Regions from separate parts of the Homo sapiens genome. Here region 2 is linked to region 1. Evidence: chromatin contacts called from ENCODE Hi-C or POLR2A ChIA-PET data. All regions are on one chromosome and are shown on one strand. Each heading gives the region's core, a stretch centred on a gene start or an enhancer-like site at or near the end of the contact. The rest is flanking DNA. Distances are from core to core; before and after follow the strand shown. Region 1 overlaps LOC105371912 (a long non-coding RNA gene). Region 2 overlaps CYTH1 (cytohesin 1).

What was found. A loop is a pair of places that touch in the nucleus more often than their neighbours do. ChIA-PET counts read pairs that join two places held with the same protein, here RNA polymerase II (POLR2A). Pooled maps may share reads with other maps.
Region 2: a loop to region 1 is called in a pooled map, with 3 times the contacts of the local background. The contact joins two enhancer-like sites. A Hi-C loop is called at or near these places in 3 of 50 pooled maps. POLR2A ChIA-PET finds 5 or more read pairs at or near these places in 2 of 52 experiments (B cell and CD4-positive, alpha-beta T cell).

Annotation. Positions count from the first base shown.
Region 1 is chr17:78,334,453-78,341,377 of GRCh38, forward strand. The region is part of intron 1 of LOC105371912 (a long non-coding RNA gene); the gene reads left to right. Among named protein-coding and RNA genes, the nearest start is that of SOCS3, 22 kb to the right of the region's middle. RefSeq lists a silencer at 4,531-4,640. Within about 2 kb of position 3,184, at least 8 of the 41 ENCODE cell types and tissues checked have a DNase peak (open chromatin) inside an H3K27ac peak, as active enhancers do; they include B cell, where a contact is called at or near this core.
Region 2 is chr17:78,743,187-78,749,530 of GRCh38, forward strand. The region is part of intron 1 of CYTH1 (cytohesin 1); the gene reads right to left. Among named protein-coding and RNA genes, the nearest start is that of CYTH1, 36 kb to the right of the region's middle. RefSeq lists enhancers at 5,728-5,787, 5,848-5,917. Within about 2 kb of position 4,970, at least 29 of the 41 ENCODE cell types and tissues checked have a DNase peak (open chromatin) inside an H3K27ac peak, as active enhancers do; they include B cell, where a contact is called at or near this core.

The DNA.
Region 1 (6,925 bases), core at 1,934-4,433:
CAACCTGGGAGGAGGAGCTTGCAGTGAGCCGAGATCATGCTACTGCACTCCAGCCTGGGTGACAGAGCGAGACTCCGTCTCAAAAAAAATAAATAAATGAAATAAATAAAATAAAATTAATTATGTCCTGTCATCTCCCTGCTTGTAGCTACTAAGATCCCTTAGGAAAGATCCCATCCTGATTTAAGATTGCATCCCTAATACCTATAACACAATAACTTGCACTTACGGACATGCCATAGATATTTGTTGACTAAGGGCAAGAATATATGAATTTGTTTAGTGATTCACTGCAGTGTTTTGTGGGTGAGTAACATAGTCGTGAGTTTCTAGTTTCCCCAGTCTAGTTTCTGGCCCACAGTGGCCTTGTTTGTCATCTTTCTGTCCCTCTCCTCATCTCAGGCCAAGGGTGAAAGCCAGCAAGAGTCCGGGGCTGGCATCTACCCAGACAGCGTCTCACTCTGCTGCCCAGCCCACTTTCAAGTCAATGTGGAGCTTCCCAGCTCGCCCTCCCCATCCTGGATTTCAGATCCCTCCTACCCTCACCCTACTTTCTCTCGGAGTTTGACAGGGGAGCAGGTAGAACCTGGGGCAGATCTGCATTCCCCTGGGAGATGCTTCAAGCAGTGGCAGGGTCTTAGCCTCTGAGCTGCTCCCTGGTAGGAAGGAAGCAACTGCCCCTGGTCTGTGTTGGGAGATGGACAGAGCTTTAGGATGGACAGGCGTTGGGGATGCACCAGTACACATAGGCGCTCAATAACGGTGGTCTTTATTCTCTTTCCTCTTCTGTCATCTGACACGATTCGGTCTTCTCAGCTAAGGACTGGGTCTGTCCTTCGCTCGTCCTTGTAGCCGTGACTACAACCTTCCAAGCCATTTTTGTTTTCTTAGAGGTTTTATTGGGAGCTGAGGGTTAATAGCACCCCAGCCCCTCCCATCAGGCTCAAGGGGCTCTTTTGCCTTCACTTGTGGTTGAGAGTCCTCCCTCCCTCCTGCCCTCTTCTCTGTCCTTTTGAAATATGAGCTCAGCTCCCTAGAAGGTATCAGTGCTTTATTTTGTACCCCTACCAACTTTCTTTCTCTTTTTTTTTTTTTCGAGACGGAGTTTCACTGTTGTCGCCCAGGCTAGAATGCAATGGCGTGATCTCGGCTCACTGCAGCCTCCACCTCCTGGGTTCAAGCAATTCTCCTGCCTCAGCCTCCCGAGTAGCTGGGATTACAGGCGTGCACCACCATACCCAGCTAATTTTTTCTATTTTTAGTAGAGACGGGGTTTCTCCAGGTTGCTCAGGCTGGTGTCGAACTCCTGACCTCAGGTGATCCACCCGCCTGGGCCTCCCAAAGTGCTGGGATTACAGGCATGAGCCACCATGCCTGGCCTCTTTCTCATAGAAATCTTTTGTGATTGAATTGTCTGAATTGTGGATTTTTTTTGGTCTACCTTACCATTTTCCTTTTTAGAACCTACAGCTTTCTTTTTTTGGCCAGCATTTCTTTTTGGAGAAATTTCCCCTAAAGTATAGGGTACCTATGTGATAATTTCCAGTATCTCTTCCTGAGCTATTATAAACTCACAGGGAATCATCCTGTATGAAGAGTGACCCCACAATGAAATTCCTTTCCTGGGGTTCAAACAATAGACTTAAAAAAAAATTTAAGACACAGGGTCTTAGGTCGGGCATGGTGGCTCACGCCTGTAATCCCAGCTACTAGGGAGGCTGAGGCAGGAGAACCACTTGATGGAGGTTGCAGTGAGTAGAGATGAAGCCACTGCACTCCAGCCTGGGTGACAAAGCCAGACCCCATCTGGCCAGACCGCCATCGGGAGATGGAGGTTGTAGTGAGCCGAGATCCTGCCACTGCACTCCAGCCTGGGCTACAGAGCCAGATCCCATCCCGCCCCACCCCCCCAAAAAAAGAGAGAGAAAGACAGAGAGACAGGGTCTGGCTCTGTCACCCAGGCTACAGTGGATTGACTTGATCGTAGCTCACTCACTGCAGCCTTGAAGTCCTGGGCTCAAGTGATCCTCCTGCCTCGGCCTCCTGAGTACCTGGAACTACAGGCACCAGCCGGTGTGCCCTGCTCAAGCAGTAGACTTTCCCTTGGAATAAAGACCATTATAATCCCCTCCACCAACTCTCGCAAAGCCATAGTTTGCCAGAGCCATTACTGAACTTTTTGACAAGGCAATCAGCTCAAATGCACCCAAACAGGTTCGGGATTCCTGAACTCAGCCCAGGCTTCATTGATGATACCTAACACGCCTGACTCTATAAGCGGCTGACTTTTAAAATAATAACTTTTTTTTTTTTCTTTTTGAGATGGAGTCTCACTCTGTTGCTCAGGCTGGAGCGTAATGGCATGATCTCAGGCTCACTGCAACCTCCTCCTCTTGGGTTCAAGTGATTCTCCTGCTTCAGCCTCCCAAATAGCTGGGATTACAGGCGCCCACCACTATGCACAGCTAATCTTTTGTATAAAATAATGACTTTTAAAATAATCCAATACAATAAGATCTATTAAGCACCTAGTACATAACTATGAACCAGGGATTGGGGAGAGAAAGGAGGAAGGAGATTTGATCTCACCCTCGAAGGGTTTAGAATCTCTCCACTAAGATTTTTAGGAGTTAGAGTTGGAAACTTCACAATCTAAAGTGAAGAAAGACGAACAGGGTAAAACTCAAGACAGTTTTTGTAAAAAGAAATGTAAAACTGTTTGCCTTCCTGTTTCTTCGTCAGGGATAAGTAATTTCCAGTCATCCCATCCATTAAACAAATATGTATTAAGAAAGAAAAACAGTCCAGGAGCCTACTGCGGGCACAACCGGGGTGCACAGAACCCATCTCGGGAGGCTGGCTCTGCCCCTTGAGAAAGTTCAAGATGAAGGGGATGCCAAGGCCAGAGGCAAATGTCCAGCCCTCACTAGCGGGGATCACCTCGAGTTCCACGCGAGGGGCTCAGGGTTGGGTAATCGAGAGTGGAAAGCTCTGGAAAAACCCTAATACCCCTGTTGCAACATTCTAGGAAAATGGTCTGTCTATTGAATAAGAGTGAGTCACCATGGGAAAGTTGGGGCGGTCAACACTACCCCGCACTGCTCATCCCCATTCTTTGGCTCCTAGTGATGCTCCGGTCACCCTCTGGGGGCCATGGGGAGGAGGCAGTGACGCCGTGATCCGGAATTTCAACGAGACATATGCAAATGGCCCAATGGGCTGTGAAGGAAGTTCAGAGACAGGAGGATGAGGCAGCTCAGTGTTTCTAACCCACAAAGCAGAAGTGAGAATGGGTGAGAATTCCCAGTCACCTTCCCCTTCTCCTTTCCCTTCTCACTCTACCCCAACCCTACTCCCTGTGTGGGCCCTCTGCCCCTTCCCTGTTCAGAAATGAGATCACTGGGTGGGTGCAGTGGCTCATGCCTGTAATCCCAGCACTTCAGAAGGCCGAAGCCGGAGGATCACTTAAGGCCAGGAGTTCAAGACCAGCCTGGGCAACATAGTGAGACCCCCGTCTCTGCAAAAAAATTAAAATCAGCCAGGCGTGGTAGTGCACACCTGTGGTTCTAGCTACTTGAGAGGCTGAGGTTGGGGGATCACTTGAACTCAGGAGGTTGAGACTGCAGTGAGCTATGATCACACCATTGCACTCCAGCCTGGGTGACAAAGTGAGACCCTGTCTCTTTTTTGCTTGAGATGGAGTCTTGCTCTGTCGCCCAGGCTGGAGTGCAGTGGCTCAATCTTGGCTCACTGCAACTTCCGCCTCCCGGGTTCAAGCAATTCTCCTGCCTCAGATCTCCCCAGTGGCTGGGACTACAGATGCAAGCCACCACGCCTGGCTAATTTTTGTAATTTTAGTAGAGATGGGGTTTCACCATGTTGGCCAGGCTGGTCTTGAACAGGTGATCCACCTGCCTCAGCCTCCCAAATTCCTGGGATTACAAGCATGAGCCACCATGTCCAGCTGACCCTGTCTCTTAAAAAAGAAATTGAGATCTCTGACTTTTACCCAATTACCCAAGTCTGTCAAAGTACCCATCTGTAAAAGAAACCAGCCTTGTAAGGTTCCTTTCAACTCCAGAATTGAGGAGTGGGTTTGGGGGCAGTCAGAGGGGGGTGCTGGTGAGCAGGTGACAGGAGAAGGAAGAATCTCCAGTTGAGCCCCCACTATGTGTCAGGCCAGGAACCCAGGGACCTCACCAGAGCCCTCTGTAGAGGTCAGCATCCTCGTTTTACAGATGACACAATGACAGCCTAGTCGGAGGATGATGACACCAGGATCTGACCCAGTCTTCCCAGGCTCCCCCCCCCAACTGGAAGCCCCCCAAGATTGAGCAGACATATTCTTTCAGGAAACACCACCACTCTGGTTTATTTCAGCTGCAGGTCTGATCTCCATAACAGAAGCACACCTGAAAAATACTGCCTTAGCCGCTGAATTTTGATAGAGCAATTCTATATTCCTGGTAACTTCCTCTGTAATTAATCGTCAATTGATTACTCCGTCACTTACATGTGAGTGTGAAGGCGCTGGCTTCTTTGTCAGGAAGTGAACTCTCTATTGACGAATGAGTCAAAGCACTGGGCGGCTGTTACTTATTCATGAAGGAGGGCATTGGCGCGTTTAGGTTTCCCCTCACCTGTCCAGCACGCCCTGAAAGATTGTAGTACAGAGTCCTGGGGAGAAAGTGGTTTCCTGCCTCTCCCTGGGCTCATATTTGAATGGTACTTTCTTTCTCTCTCTCTCAGCAGACTAGGCTCCTCTCAGCAGATTTCCATCCCAAGTTTGGGTAGCTCTTGCCAAACCTTTTAACCCGTATTCTACAGCAATAATCCAAGTTATAAATAAAACTATTCAATTCAGCTATCTAGTTAATTAAAGAATTAGTAGCCACTTGTGGATAATATTTATTTTTCTGGGCAGTGAACTGAGTTAGTTGGACTGGGCATGGGGATGAGTTCAATATTTTATTAATTTTCCTTGAGGATAGCTATATATTTAGTACACATGTAATACAATGTATTAGTGTGATAACTTTTTTTTTTTTTTTTTTTGAGATGGAGTCTCACTCTGTCACCCAGGCTGGAGTGCAGTGGCACGATCTCAGCTTACTGCAACCTCTGCCTCCTGGGTTCAAGCAATTCTCATGCCTCAGCCTCCTGAGTAGCTGGGACTACAGGTGGACCCCACCATGCCTGGCTAATTTTTGTATTTTTAGTAGAGATGGGGTTTCACCATGTTGGCCAGACTGGTCTCAAACTCATGGCTTCATGTGATCCTCCCACCTCTGCCTCCCAAAGTGCTGAAATTACAGGCAACAGCCACCTCGCTCAGTCAACTTTCTTTAAAAAGGAAGGATGACTGGGCACAGTGGCTCATGCCTGTAATCACAGCACTTTAGGAGGCTAAGGCGGGAGGATGGCTTGAGCCCAGGAGTTCGAGACCAGTGTAAGCAACATAGGGAGACCCCCCCCCCACCCCCACCGTCTCTACAAAAAAATAGAAAAATTAGCCAGGTGTGGTGGCACATGCCTGTAGTCCCAGCTATTCAGGAGGTTGCGGCAGGAGGATCCATTGAGCCTAGGGGGCAGGGGCTGCAATGAGCTATGATCATGCCACTGCACTCCAGCCTGGGTGACAGAAGGAGACCCTGCCTCAAAAACAAAAGGAAGCTAAGGGGTGTAAACTGCCTGGGGAAGACTCTCTGGGGTCATAGAGAGTGGGTTTAGGATCTGGGGGACATTCTCTGTGGCCAGTCAGTCAGGGTGCTGGCCTGACTGCTCAACAAGCTTCTTAATGACTCTAAACCTCAGATTCTTCGTTTGAAAACCAGGCAGATGAGCTCAGAGAACTGCTGTGTGGATTCCCCCTCCCAGTTCCAGTGTGGCAGAGTCCTGGCAAGATAGAGTCTACCTAGAGCTGCTCAGAAATGCAGCATCTCATGGCCCACCCCAGCCAGATGAATCAGTCTGCAGTTTAACAAGATCCAGGTGATTGGTGCTGACGTGAAAGTTTGAGAGGCCAGGCTAAATAACATGACATATGTAAAACACCTGGCAGAGAGTGGGCATGGATGGGCGTCAGCTGCCCTCCTCCTCTCCCCCGAGCATCCTCAGACACCATCCCAGGGAGATCTTTTGCTTGGGAGGGAGAGATGTGGGTTGGATTGTGGGTGAAATGTGGGCGACCTGCATTCTCATGGTGCAGCACATATTTTGTCTCCTTGCAATCATTGATGTGGGCCAGACTGCAAAGTGTGGCCCCTAGGAGTTCAGCATATGGTCCTAAGGTTACAGGGTGAACCCAAGGCGACCAGGGCCACGTATGCAAGTACCCACAGCTTCTTCCACCAAGCCGCCACCACCCGTGGATGTGGTCACTCACTCTGGTGGGGCAAGGGGGCAAGAGGGCAGCTGGACCTCTAGTCCTCATATGGGTTTGCTGGTTGTATGTAAAAAGCCCCTTAGGGGCTGGTGTCCGCAATGTGATACTGAATGTGATGGTTTAACAGCTTTCATGACACACCCATTTTGGAAGCAGCCATCCTGTGCTGGGCACTGCGGATTCAACACAGACCAAATGGACCCATGGCAGGAAGGTCGTTAGAGTTAGGATGGGCAGAGAAGTAGCACATGGGGACAAGGGCTGAACCCAGGTCAGCACAGGGTGTTGGGAAGACCACCCTAGAAAGGAAGTGGGGGCCGGGCGCGGTGGCTCATGCCTGTAATCCCAGCACTTTGGGAGGCCGAGGCAGGCCGATCACTTGAGGTCAGGAGTTCGAAACCACCCTACCCTGGTCAACATGGTGAAACCCCATCTCTACTAAAAATACAAAAACTAGCCAGGTATGGTGGCGCGTGCCTGTAGTCCCAGCTACCCGGGAAGCTGAGGCAGGAGAATCGCCTGAACCGGGGAGGTAGAGGT
Region 2 (6,344 bases), core at 3,720-6,219, 410 kb after region 1:
TGAAAAAAGAAATAAGCCAGGAAGAATATATACTAAACACATTAACAATCATTATCTCTGGGCGGTGGGATGGTAGAGAATTCTCCCATCATCTCCGTCCACTCACCAGCCCCTCCTTCTCTGTTCTCGTCCACAGTACACCAGACTCCACACTGGTCTCCAGCCAGCAGTCTTACTTTCCAGCTTCGCTCCCGTGTCATGGCCTCTGAAGCTGTCTACCTAACACAAATCCCAAATCTCAAATCCCTGAAACATGCCCAAATCCTAAACGTTGTGAGTGCCAACATGACACTCAAAGGAAATGCTCACTGGAGCATTTTGGATTTCCAGTTTTCAGGTTAGGGATGCTCTGGCAAGTACAATGCAGGTACTCCAAAATCCAAAAAAATACTGAAATCTAGAACTTGTCTGGTTCCAAGCATTTCAGATAAGAAATACTCAACCCATAGTCCTTTTTGATAGCAGCCTATTCTTGTTTCATTCATTTAATATCTGAGACTCTTAAGTATATACTTTTTAAGGCTTTCTTCTACATGTCCCATGACCTGTTTCCTTAAACTATTTGCTCTTTTGCTTGCTAACACTGAAGATTTTCCTTAAGTCTCTAGCAAGCATAGTCTACTTCTTCTCATTTAAGAGTGACACACTAATAACCTGGTTAAAAGCCGTGTGGTAGGCATGGCCTATAGATTGATGTGTGGCAATGTAATATGATAAGGCAGTAATGTGTAGAGACCCCACATGTGGGGCTCGGTAGCTTATTTTTGCTTAGACTAGTTACCCAAAGAAGTATTCTCCAATCCCCTACCTGGGCTGTGTGGAGTGTAAAACTGACCACCAGTATTTGTGGGGGCTACACTGAGGAAGAAAGGATGGGAATCTCACAGTTAAATATACGGGCTTTTTCGGTGCTGCTTCTTGGTTGGTATTTTTTAAAATAAATATAGATTTTCACTCGCTCTCTGTATCTTCACAGCCTTCTTCAGAAATTAAACCTTCATGTTTACCAGAAGTGCAAGAGAAACTGCCTTGCTGCAGGAGATGGAGAGGAGACCTGGAAATCTTAACTGCCAACAATGAACACTTTCAAACCACCCTCGTTTCCTTATCTCCATTCTCAGAGGTGCTGGGTACCCTGCAGCCTTTCTGGAATTTGGGGGTAAATCATTTTGCTTCCTGGTATCCTCTCTCTGCAGCTTAGACCTTTCCTAACAAGCTGCCAAATGGGAGACAGCTTAGGGCATACAATCACGCAAGTGTCCTCCAAAGTCCCGAAGAACATCTGCAAGGTGGGGTGGAGCATAACAAAGACTTGTCCAGCCTCTGCAGGCAGAAATCCAGACACCTGGACACACTGCACAATTCTTTCAAAGGTTCCTTCTACTTTGGTTACCTAAAAAACATAGAGGTATACTATTTTTGTGTATTGACATAAATGCATCTATTAGACCTTGGGGGAAAAAAGAGTTGATGGCAAAGGATATATGTAATGTGTCAACAAGAATTCAAAGAACTTGCCATTCCTTGACATAGGCTTACCTTGTACCTAGCAAAGCAAGCTATGGGATTTCTGATCACATTTGCTAGTACATACCTTCATGACACAGACTTTTTAGCACTTTTGTTATCAAAAGAAAAACTCAAAACCGATTAGATGTCAAAAAAAAAAAAAAAAAGAAAACCTAAACCATATCCTTTGTTTTATGTACACAATTTGCATTTACTTCAATTTTTGCCTAAGGACCAGTAACTCTTGCAAGAAAAAAAATAAGAGAGGTATGCATCACAAAGACTGATCTTATTTAGTTTCTATCAAGAAAATCCATGACCAGTTCCATAACTTGCCACAAAACTGAAAAACTGTGTGGTTTTGAGTATGTACATTTTGGGGATTTTTCTTTCTGAGAAGGGGGTCAAGAGCATTGGTCAGATGCTCAGAGAGGACCCTTGAGCCAGGACTGCAGTCTCCTGTGCACCGTGGAGCCTGGGAGCATTGGGAAGACCTCGAAGAACTCTGGTTCAAGTAATTGCTACTTTCTGGAGGCAAAAGAACAGTGCCCCTTCAGGACCCACCATCGCCAACCTCACCACAGCCCTCGGAGGCATCTGGAAACATGTCAAAAAGACTTTGGAAAGTATTAATTTGACATATTCATGATGATAAGGTAAACAGAAATAACCTCCTCCATAAAGACAAAGCAGAAACAGCACAATTTACAAGCGAGAAAGAATAAGAAGAAACCTGAAATTGAAATAAACTTCACACTACTCCTAGAAGTGGTTGCTACAGTAGTTTTAAACGCCCTTTAAAATAAAGTCAAAAATACTGAATGTCATAAATTCCATCTGTGCTGCCCTCTGCTGGCTACATGAAAAGATTGTTAAAAGATTGACATAGAAATTGCACCAAAAAATTCCATTACCTGGCTGGGCGCAGTGGCTCACCCCTGTAATCCCGGCGCTTTGGGAGGCCGAGGCGGGTGGATCACAAGGTCAAGAGATCTAGACCATCTTGGCCAACATGGTGAAACCCCGTCTCTACTGAAAATACAAAAATTAGCCAGGCATGGTGGCACACACTTGTAGTCCCAGCTACTCGGGAGGCTGAGGCAAGAGAATTGCTTCAATCCAGGAGGCAGAGGTTGCAGTGAGCCGACATTGTGCTACTGCACTCCAGCCTGCCAACAGAGCGAGACTCTGTCTCAAAAAAAAGAAAAAAAAATTTCATTACCTTTTGAACATATATAGGGAGAGGAGAGGCAATTCATGTTCTACCCAGCGCATGTGCCAGTTCCTATGTGTATATTCACCAGTACTGATTTCCTGAAAGGGCTTTGTTAATATCAACATTGGTTTGCCCTTTGTCCACACACACTGGCTAATTTGAGGGATAGTGATAATAGGCTTCTACTATACAGGCAGACATAGGCAAAAAACTATATACACAATAAATAATAAGTAACATGCTAGAAAGTGATGGGTGCTATGGGGAAAAGAGAAGTATGTGGCAGGGGGTGGGGTCAGGTATTGTTAAGTTTTAAATAAGACGGTCAGAACAGGCATCACTGCAAAGATAAAATTTAAACCTCAGTTACTTCTTCCTCAACTCCTCCAAAAAAATATTCAGGATTCTCTTTTCTAAAATTCTGAGGTATACAAAATACATGTATATTCTTCTCTGAACCTCCTCTATTCCTCACCATGTAGACTAATGAAATTACGCAACACCTGCAAGATTTTATTACAAAGGCCACTTTCCCACAAGGAGACCCGAGCTCCAAGACCCACAGTGACAGTGCGGCGACCGAGTTTCCTACTTCCTCTGTCTTCCTAGGGTAAAAGTATCACTACATGGTAACCTGAGATTCTCTTACTTTCCATCTGAAAGAGCCTAACACTTTTAGAATGCCGACTCTCCCATTTTCTAGCTGCTCTTCACATATTGATTTACTCATCAGAGTAATAATTTGAAAGGCCAGGTGTGATGGCTCGTGCCTATAATCTCAGCACTTTGGAAGGCCGAGGTGAGAGGATCACTTGAGCCCAGGAGTTCAAGACTAGCCTAGACAACATAAACAGACTCCGTCTCTACAGAAAACTAAAAAATTAGCTGGCTGTGGTGGTGCGTGCCTGTAGTCTCAGCTACTTCAGAGGGCGAGGCAGGTGATGACCATCTGGGCTCAGGAGGTCAAGGCTGCAGTGAGCTGTCATCACCCCACTGCACTCCAGTCTTCGTGACAGAGTCAGACTCTGTCTCAAAAATAATAATAATAAAAGTGTACACTGATTTATTAAAAAAAGATTTGACTCTTTACCATGTGTTCATTCTAAATGATGTCTGTTGAACTGTGCCAAGCACTATGTTAGCCAAGAGCTAGACCTACAAAGGTCAAGAAAACAAAGTATCTCCCTCTTCAAAACACAAGAGTTCATTGGAGGACACAGGTAATGGCAGCGCCAAAAAAAAAAAAAAAAAAAAAAAAAGAAAAAACTACATGGCATGCTAAGGATCAGGCTCTGAAGGCCCAGAGTATGCCAGGCTCGTAGAGTAAGAATAGAAAAAGTCCCTGGGAGGGGTGGGAAGATAGTGGCACAGGTATACTAACGAGGGGAGTGACTTTTAAGAAAATGCACACTCTCAGCAGCATTCTCTGGTATTTAGGAAGAGATCTGGGGAGACTCAAATACTGCACTGCGGTCCCAATCTTGAAGGATCTAGAGGTCAACATCTGCGGGGAGGAGGCACTGTCTGGGAGAGGCAGGACATTTTTAGAGAATACTATTCAGTGATTTTAGCATGTTCACAAAGTTATGCAACCACCACCACTATCTAATTCTAGAACATTTTCATCATCCCCAAAAGAAAACCCCATACCCCATAGGAGTCACCCCCATTCCCGCATCCCCAAACCCCTGACAACCACTAATCTACTTTCTGCCTCTACAGATTTGCCTAATACATGGCCTTGTGTGACTGGTTTCTTTCACCTGGCACAATGTTTTCTATGTTCAGCCATGTTGCAGCATGTGTCAGAACTTCATTCCTTTTTATGACTAAAGAATCTTCCCTTGTAGGGACAGACTTCATCTTCTTTACCCACTCATGAGCTGATGGCATCTGGTTGTTTCCACTTTGGGGTTCTTATGAAAACTGCTGCTATAAGCACGTAAAATTTTGTGTTGTATAGGATCTTTAAAACTATATCTATGTTCCACTTTGATTAAAATAAATTTCACAGTATTTTTGGCCCTTGAGCCCCTATGCTCGGGTCCACTCTCACACTGTGGAGTGTACTTTCATTTTCAATAAATCTCTGTTTTTGTTGCTTCATTCAAAAAAACAAAATAAAATAAATTTCACAATATTTTCTACTTTTCTGAACCCTACCCATTATTCAAAGTCCAGCTCTGCAGCCTCCTCCCATCACATGGCTCTCTCACTGTCCGCCACTGCACCCCACACACCGGAAACAAACTAAAGATGCTGACCCACATTTGTGGTAAGTTTCACCTCTAAACATTCTCTGATTCTGAGAGCTACGAGTCCTATCATCAAAAATGAAAACTCTATGGAACCAGCTTGGCGTGGTTTTACTGGATCACTGAGTAGTCATGCCAGGTGTCCCGTCAGCTGGTGTAAGTATTGATCATCCTGCTGTGTGATTAACAAATAGTTTCAACACAGTCCTGGGTCAAAGGAAAATGTTTACACATCCAACAGGCCCAGGTTACTGTAGGGGACAACAATGCCTAGGTTATCAGGAAAGCTCACTGTTTAACTGGATTCAAGGAATAAATTATAAGCACCAGCCATTTAATGATAAATACAATTGATCTTTCTAGTACTTTTATTACTTGAGAGAATACAGGAGAATTGTCTGAAGAAGGGGGTAAGGGAGATTATTCAATTAATTCATTGGGTTTTCTGTATACTTCTAAACCAAATTCAGTTAGGAATTTTTACCAAAAAATTCCAGCCTTAATTCAAGGATGTTTATGAAAGCAAAGTTCTCTGATCAAATAAGAGTAAGTAAAAACGGGTGGGCGGGAGGAGTGTGCTTGCTTTTGTCCCTTGTTGCTTTGGAGATCTACTTTGATACAGGAGCACTGCAGATCCCCTTCCTGTTTCCTTTGCTCTCCTGCCTTACTAATTATATATCACCCCTTCCTTGCAAAACCACAAGACCAAATGTTACAAGTTACAAAATTGGTGTACTCCACCCATCCTTTACTCAGCTGACACAGAGCAAACTGAACCAGCGCGGTCCTGCCACAGCCCTGAAGACGGAACCATCACATGACAGAGGAGCTTGCGAGAAGGGCCCAACACACCCACATACTGTGTGAGGCAGAGCAAAGGTGGCAGCAGTAAGACCACCAAGGTCAGCCAGTCCAAACTTCTTGATACCTGTTATTGATTTAAAAACAAACTAGGCCAGGCATAGTGGCTCAGACCTGTAATCCCAGCACTTTGGGAGGCCAAGGTGGGAGGATCACTTGAGCCCAAAAGTCTGAGACCAGCCAGCACTTTGGGAGGCGAAGGCAGGCAGATCACCTGTGGTCAGGAGTTCAAGACCAGCCTGGTCAACATGGCGAAACCCCGTCTCCACTAAAAATATAAAAATTAGCCAGGCATGGTGGTAGGCACCTGTAATCCCAGCTACTCGGGAGGCTGAGACAGGAGAATTGCTTGAACCCAGGAGTCAGAGGTTGCAGTGAGCAGAGATTGTGCCATTGCACCCCAGTCTGGGTGACAGATTGAGACTCCATCCCCCCTACAAAAAAAAATTTAAAAATTAGCCAAGTTTGGTGGGTGTGCCTGTGGTCCCAGCTACTCAGGAGAT